Linked DNA regions of Homo sapiens: region 1 is linked to region 2. The links are chromatin contacts, found by Hi-C in ENCODE. All regions are on one chromosome and are shown on one strand. Each heading gives the region's core, a stretch centred on a gene start or an enhancer-like site at or near the end of the contact. The rest is flanking DNA. Distances are from core to core; before and after follow the strand shown. Region 1 has its middle 14 kb from the start of MATN1-AS1. Region 2 has its middle 93 kb from the start of LINC01648.

Region 1 (3,158 bases), core at 372-2,871, 570 kb after region 2:
TGGATGGATGGATGGATGGATGGATGGATAAATGGGTGGATGGATGGATGGATAGATGGATGGATGGATGGATGGATGGATGGATGATGGATGATGTATAGATGGATGGAAGATAGATAGATGGATAGTGGATGGATGGATAGATGATTAATAAATGGATGGATGGATGATGAATAGATGGATGGATGAACTGATGGTGGATGATGGATGGTGGATAGATGGGTGGATGATGAATGATGGATAGATGGATAGATGATGGATGATGGATGGATGAATTGATGGAAGGATAATGGATGATAAATGGATATGGATGGGTGGGTGGATGAATGTGACTTACCAAATGTTCTGTTAATATTTGTTGATTTAAATTCACATTTCAGTGCTACTAAGCTCCCATGTTGTGAGTGGACATGTTGGACAGCTTCAGGGTATCTAAGAACCTCATAAGTAATGATGATTAGCATAGGTAAGATGAAATTTTGGCTTAATTTCAGACTACATATCTGACAATCAGAGCGGGGTCAGACCCCCCGAGATTACACCAAACCTGTCCCCACCGGACCAACAGAAATTTCCCCCATGGAGGACAAAATCTCAGAGGATAAAGCCCTACTACATTCCAGGGACTTGACCTGCCTCTCTTTGGTGTTCCTCACAGTCACCCCCATGAAGTCAGCCTTGTGGTGTCAACCTACAATCAAGGACATGGTGGCTCCAAGAAGCTGTGTCACCACTGGGTGACACACCAAAGCCTGCCTGGCCCGGGGCTATGAAGTTCGAGGAGGAGTTCCCTAGTGGGGATGGCCCTCATGGAGCTCTGTTGAGGATTGGGGTGGCAAGAACTTGGCCCCTTCCCCTCTAAAAGCCATCAGTCACCTCACCCAGAATAAAGTCCCTGAATAACAGTGGTGCCAAAGCCGATAATAATCATAATGATAACACCAACCTCTGCTTCCCTGGCTGGGCTGACCCTGTGCCAAGCTCCTGCCAGCACGCCACCCTCCTCATCTCATCAACCGTCGCCACAACCCTGTGAGCTGTTACTGCTCACCCCATATCACAGATGAGGAAACTGAGGCTCACAGAGATGCAGCGACCTGCCCAAGGCCCCTCAGCCCCAGGCAGAGCCAGGCTGGCCCTGGGTGTCTGACTCTGGGCCTCAGAGGCCTCCTCCACGTCCCTCACACTTGAGCAGCTTCTCTGACACGTTCATGCTTTTTGCTGTCCCCTCCCCCTGCACAATGTTGACTCAATCATCCCTTTAATCTGACTTGAAATAGGCCGTTTTCCATTTGTCTCACCCTGAGCAACAAAATCCATGAAATCAAGGCTTCAATGCGCTAATTTCTTATGGGTTTTTTCCTGATACTATTAAAATACATACATGACTGGGAAACTATGAAATATCAAATGTTTGTGCACCCACAACCCATGGTCACCTCATATCCCAGTGAGTACACCCCACTCCCTGGGTGGCTCTGACTGCTGTTGGAGAGGCAGCAGGACCGGGGAGGAGGCAGCATCCCAAGTGGACGTGGCCTGTCCTCTCCCAGCCCAGCCCAGCCCAACCCAGGCCAGCCCAGGACAGGGCCGGTTCTTCTCCCTCCTGGAAAGGCCCCACCCACGCCTGCTGCTCCCAGGCTGGGCCTGGGCAAAGGAAACTCTGGCAGCTGGAGGTGGCTCAGCTGACCATAGGCCCTGTGAGGGAAGATCCATTGCTGGGGGGATGGAGGGCATCTCCTCCTCCTCTCTCCTCTTGGTCCCTGGGACCCCATCCTCATTTTCTTCTTATTCCCCTGGCCACTCCTCGGGCTCCCTTGCTGGTCCCTCTGGCTGTCCCTGAAGTGTAGGGGTCCTGGGGCTCTGTTCCAGGCCCTCTCCCCTGACCTTCCTCTCAACTCCTCCCCCCGGGGGCTCATCGCTCACTGCAGCTTCAGTCATCTACATATTTGCCAATGACCCCAAACCTTCACCTGCAGCTCAGGACCTGCTTCTCCTGCCCCCTGGACACCATGGGGCATCCACCGATGCCTGGAAAGGCCCCACCCAAGCCTGCTGCTCCCAGGCTGGGCCTGGGCAAAGGAAACTCTGTGGCAGCTGGAGGGGGCTCCGTTGACCATGAGCCCTGTGAGGGAAGGCCCATTGCGGGGGGACGGAGGGCTGTGATGGACCCAAGGGCCCCTGAGAATGGGATGCACGTTGGGGTGCTCATCACATGCACTCCCCAATACTCCTAACTCCTGGAAAAAGCCCCAGGCATGGGACAGAATTCTTGCTTTGCACCACTCACAGGAGAGTGGCTGAAAGACACTTGCAGTACTCAGGAGAAGGAATTCTGCCAGGAACGAAGTCAGGAGACTGCAAGGGAAAATCTGATGCCAAGAAGAGGGGAAAATCCTTCTCGAACTGTGGCGACCTGCCCAAGCAGAAGCTGCACCAGCCGTGGGAGGAGGAAGATGGCAGGCAGACAGGCCTCCAGGCGGGAGTGGAGGCTGCCGGGCTGGGCAAGGGGTCTGTTCCAGCCTGTTCTGCAGCTGGGACTTGGCCACACTGCAGCAGGTTCACAGATGAAGCCCGCAGGAGCAAGACCCCAACCCATGAACCAGAGGTGCCCCAAAGAGCACCTGGGGCAACAAAGGGATTTCCCCATGGAGGAAGGAAGACCCAGGGGCCATGTGGGGTGGACAAGCCTGGGTCCCAGTGCCAAGGCCGACCTGCTGCTGCAGGTTCCTCTGTCTTCTTAGCCTTGCTTTCCCCCACTGTGAACCTGGGGTAGTCCTGAAACCAGACCAATTGTCTGTTAGAACTGACGTTTTTGGTTTCTTTTGAATAGACATAGAATTGACCCTCCCAGTCTTAAAACTTGAGAATGTTACAATTGTCTTATCTAAGTTCCATTCTCAGCAAACCAACCATCAGAGCCCCAGATAGTATCAAGGAGCTGAAATGCATGGATCACTGCATCAGGACAATGAGATGCCAGACTCCTCACCCATCATGATGGCCTCACTGACCACCTGCTTCCTGTTGACCAGTTTTTCTTCCTTACGCCTCCCTAATTCTTATTCTCCTGGATGTAGGTACATTTCTTCCCTGCTATTGAAACCCCCGATTTTAGTTGGTCGGAGACAGATTTGAGACTAATCTCCCATCTCCCA
Region 2 (3,189 bases), core at 107-2,606:
CCCCTTGCAGCAGAACCCAGCAGACCAGTGGGCAGAGCCAGCAGGCAGGGGGTGGAGGAGGCGGGGAGGGGTTGGGGTGGGGGACAAGCTGAAGGAGGGGGCTAGAGGGTGCGCAGTTCTGGTGAGAGGGCGCCCACTGGATGGGCTTGTTTGGGTCTTGAAGCTATGGTAAGGGTTGGGGAAGGGACATGACAAACATTTAGGGCAGAACTGCCTTTAAACCAGGTCACCAGAGGCCCCTCTGCTTTGGAGGGTCCCAACTAGGCTCTCCCCCACTGCGCCCCATTCCCTGGGGTGAGGATTCTGCAGAGCCAAACGGAGAGCCCAGCAGGACGGTGGCCCTCTTTAGACCTCATTCTGGGACCCCAGAATTTTCCCCCCCAAGTGGCCCTGCACCACCTCCAAGAGCCTGTTTCTCCCTTCTTGCCCAGATCGGGGCTGCAGAGCTGACCTAAGGGTGAACACTGTGCCCAGAGCCCGCACCCCTGGCCTGAGTGCAACCTAGGGGCGGCTATGGGCAGCTTTTGCAATGACGTGAGTCAGTAAGTCTACAGTCAAATTAACCCTCCCCACTCCCACACCCCCCAAGCAGTATCGTGACATCTCTGCTTTAGTCCCTGAAAGCAGGGGCCATGCTCCTTGGTCTGGCCCCAAGTGGGACTCCATTGAGGGATTGCCAGAGGTCACCCAGAGAGACCCAGTGGCTCTCTGAAGGGCACACAGCAATGTGATGGGCAGAACCTCTGTGTCCAAGCCTCGGTCAGCTCAGTGTGTCCAGCCTGAGCTGGGTCCACCATCAGAGAGCCTCCCGTGATTTCAGGCCTTTAGGGAGACTCATGGATGAGAACTATATGCAATTGTTCTTGAACAATATTAGCACCAGCAGTGCCCCGCCCAGCTCCATTGGCACAGAGAGCAGCTGCAGCAGGAGCTGGCTGAGGAGGGAGGCTGGCACCCCAGCAGCTCCCTGGAGTGTGGGGCTAAGGCTCCAATGCCAAGTAAGCTTCTGCAAGGCAGGCACTGCTATGGCTCTCAGAGGGCCCCCTATGCCCACAGTCTTCTCCACTTCTGGGAGCTTCAGCAGTCTCCACCTGCCCACCAGGCCTCCCCCTCCCGGGAGCTTCAGCAGTCTCCACCTGCCCACCAGGCCTCCCCCTCCCTCCTGGGATGCTGTATTAGTCTGCTCTCACATTGCTAAAAAGAACTACCTGAGACTGGGAAATTTATAAAGAAAAGAGGTTTAATTGACTCACAGTTCCACAGGATGTACAGGAGGCATGGCTGGGGAGGCCTCAGGAAATTTATGATCATGGCAGAACGCAAAGGGGAAGCAAACACATCTTACCATTGCAGGGCAGGAAAGAGAAAGAGCAAAGGGGAAATTGCCACACACTTTTAAACCACCAGATCTCATGAGAACTCACTCACTATCATGAGAACAGCAAGGGAGAAGTTCACCCCATTGATCCAGTCACCTCCCACCAGGCCCCTTCTCCAACACTGGGAATTACAATTCAACATGAGATTTGCACGGGGACACAAATCCAAACCATATCAGATGCTCTCTGCACTTGGCAGCCAGGGGCATGGGAAGATGAGACTTCACTGCCAGGTCAGGCACTTGGGCTCATCACAAAACTGAGAGCTTCAGCTTCTGGAAAGTTCTTCTTTCATTGAAATTAAGTAGCTGTTCACCATTAGTGGTGGTGGTGGCATCTTAAACCAGCACTGTTATTGAATGCCTTGCCCATTGCCCATAGGTGGGAACCATCCGTGGTTCTGCTGGGAGAGGCTCAACTGGGATGAGGAAGCCTGAAGGCTTTGGAGTCAGCTCCATCACTGAGCAGCTCGGCTTCCCTGATCAGGCCCCACATCTTTATTATGGAGCTAACAGTCCCCACCACAGGCTGGGGAGGGGAAAATATACTATCCTCTGTGTGCCCTCCAGACACACCTTCACCCCCTCCCCACTCTGTACAAGGAGACTGACCTGCATGGATAGCATCAATAGGGCTCCAGTGCCCTCCTGTGTCCTGGCTCCTGTTGGGTTCTGGAGGCACCAGAGGAGACCAGGGGATGGGAGGAGAGAGAGGCAGGGGAGCTTATTCCCTGGTTCACTCCCTTTGAGCCATGGCTGCAATGGCTGCGTTCCTTTCCTCTGGCCCTAGCCCCATTGGGCAGCCCCTCTCCCATGCCTAGACACTGATCAATATGCCAAGAAATTGATGGGGTGTTGGTTTTGAATTTTAATGAGACCTGTTGGGTTTAAGTAGGGGAGAGACTGAATTTCATTCGACTTTTTTGAAGGCTCCCCTGGGCTGCTGCAGGGCGGGATTAGGGAGGCACACAGGGGTGGACGGTGGACCTGTTGGAGCTGTTGCAAGGTCCAGGCTACTCTGATGGAATTTGGTCCACGATGGAGGCAGTGAAGATAAACCCAACATCAGGTAGGACCAGGAGCCAGAGAAACTGAACTGGCAGAGAAACTCCAGGGTGAGGGGCCAGGAACCCCTGCTGAGCCTGGAGGCAGGGTTAGGGAAGCTCAGTGTAGAGGAAGGACAGGTTGAGGACCCAAGTGGAAGCTGGGAGCTGCTCTAGGTCTTAGCGAAGAGCTGCCTTGAAGAGGGATGTTAGAAACCAATAAGTCCTGCAATTCTGGGCAGCCTGCATCCCCACACGGCACTAAATTACGGCACTAAACTAGTGCCATGACCCTGGCCCTTTCTCCCCTTCTAATTGTTTCAGCATGCACACCCCATCAGTGCAGGAGGGGCAGCAATGTGTACTTCCTGAGGAGTAGGGCCCAGCTGAGGTCCCTGATCCTGCCCTGCCTCCTCCCTTCTAGTCCTGGAGGACAGAGAGCAAGTGGAATTGGGGAGCACTTCCTGGTGTGGAAGCCGGGAAGTTTGGGTGTCTTTTCCAGATTGGCCACTTTCAAGGGGAGGAGGGATTTGCTGTGGGATGCTGGGCCAGTCACTTAACCTCTCTGAGCCTCACTTTTCTCATCTGGGAAACAGGCTAACACCTAGCTCACAGGGCTGGTATGAACCCTAAGTAAGATGCCAAGGCCAAGGGCTGTGCCTGGCCCTCTGCAGCTGCACCACATGGGTGAGTCCGTCCCTCCTGCAGGGACCTCAGCACTGACAATCTTCCCAGAACCCAGCACTCACATCATTCACCCTTCAGCAT

The links. Hi-C counts contacts between places; a loop is a spot of excess contacts on that map. Pooled maps may share reads with other maps.
Region 1: a map with no recorded cell type shows a loop between it and region 2 (4-fold over the local background). The contact joins two enhancer-like sites. A Hi-C loop is called at or near these places in 11 of 168 maps with a recorded cell type or tissue (HCT116, IMR-90, MCF 10A and 8 more), 5 of 37 single-sample maps with no recorded cell type and 17 of 50 pooled maps.

Annotation. Positions count from the first base shown.
Region 1 is chr1:30,702,888-30,706,045 of GRCh38, forward strand. No RefSeq gene overlaps it. Among named protein-coding and RNA genes, the nearest start is that of MATN1-AS1, 14 kb to the right of the region's middle. Within about 2 kb of position 1,622, at least 3 of the 41 ENCODE cell types and tissues checked have a DNase peak (open chromatin) inside an H3K27ac peak, as active enhancers do.
Region 2 is chr1:30,129,360-30,132,548 of GRCh38, forward strand. No RefSeq gene overlaps it. Among named protein-coding and RNA genes, the nearest start is that of LINC01648, 93 kb to the left of the region's middle. Within about 2 kb of position 1,357, at least 2 of the 41 ENCODE cell types and tissues checked have a DNase peak (open chromatin) inside an H3K27ac peak, as active enhancers do.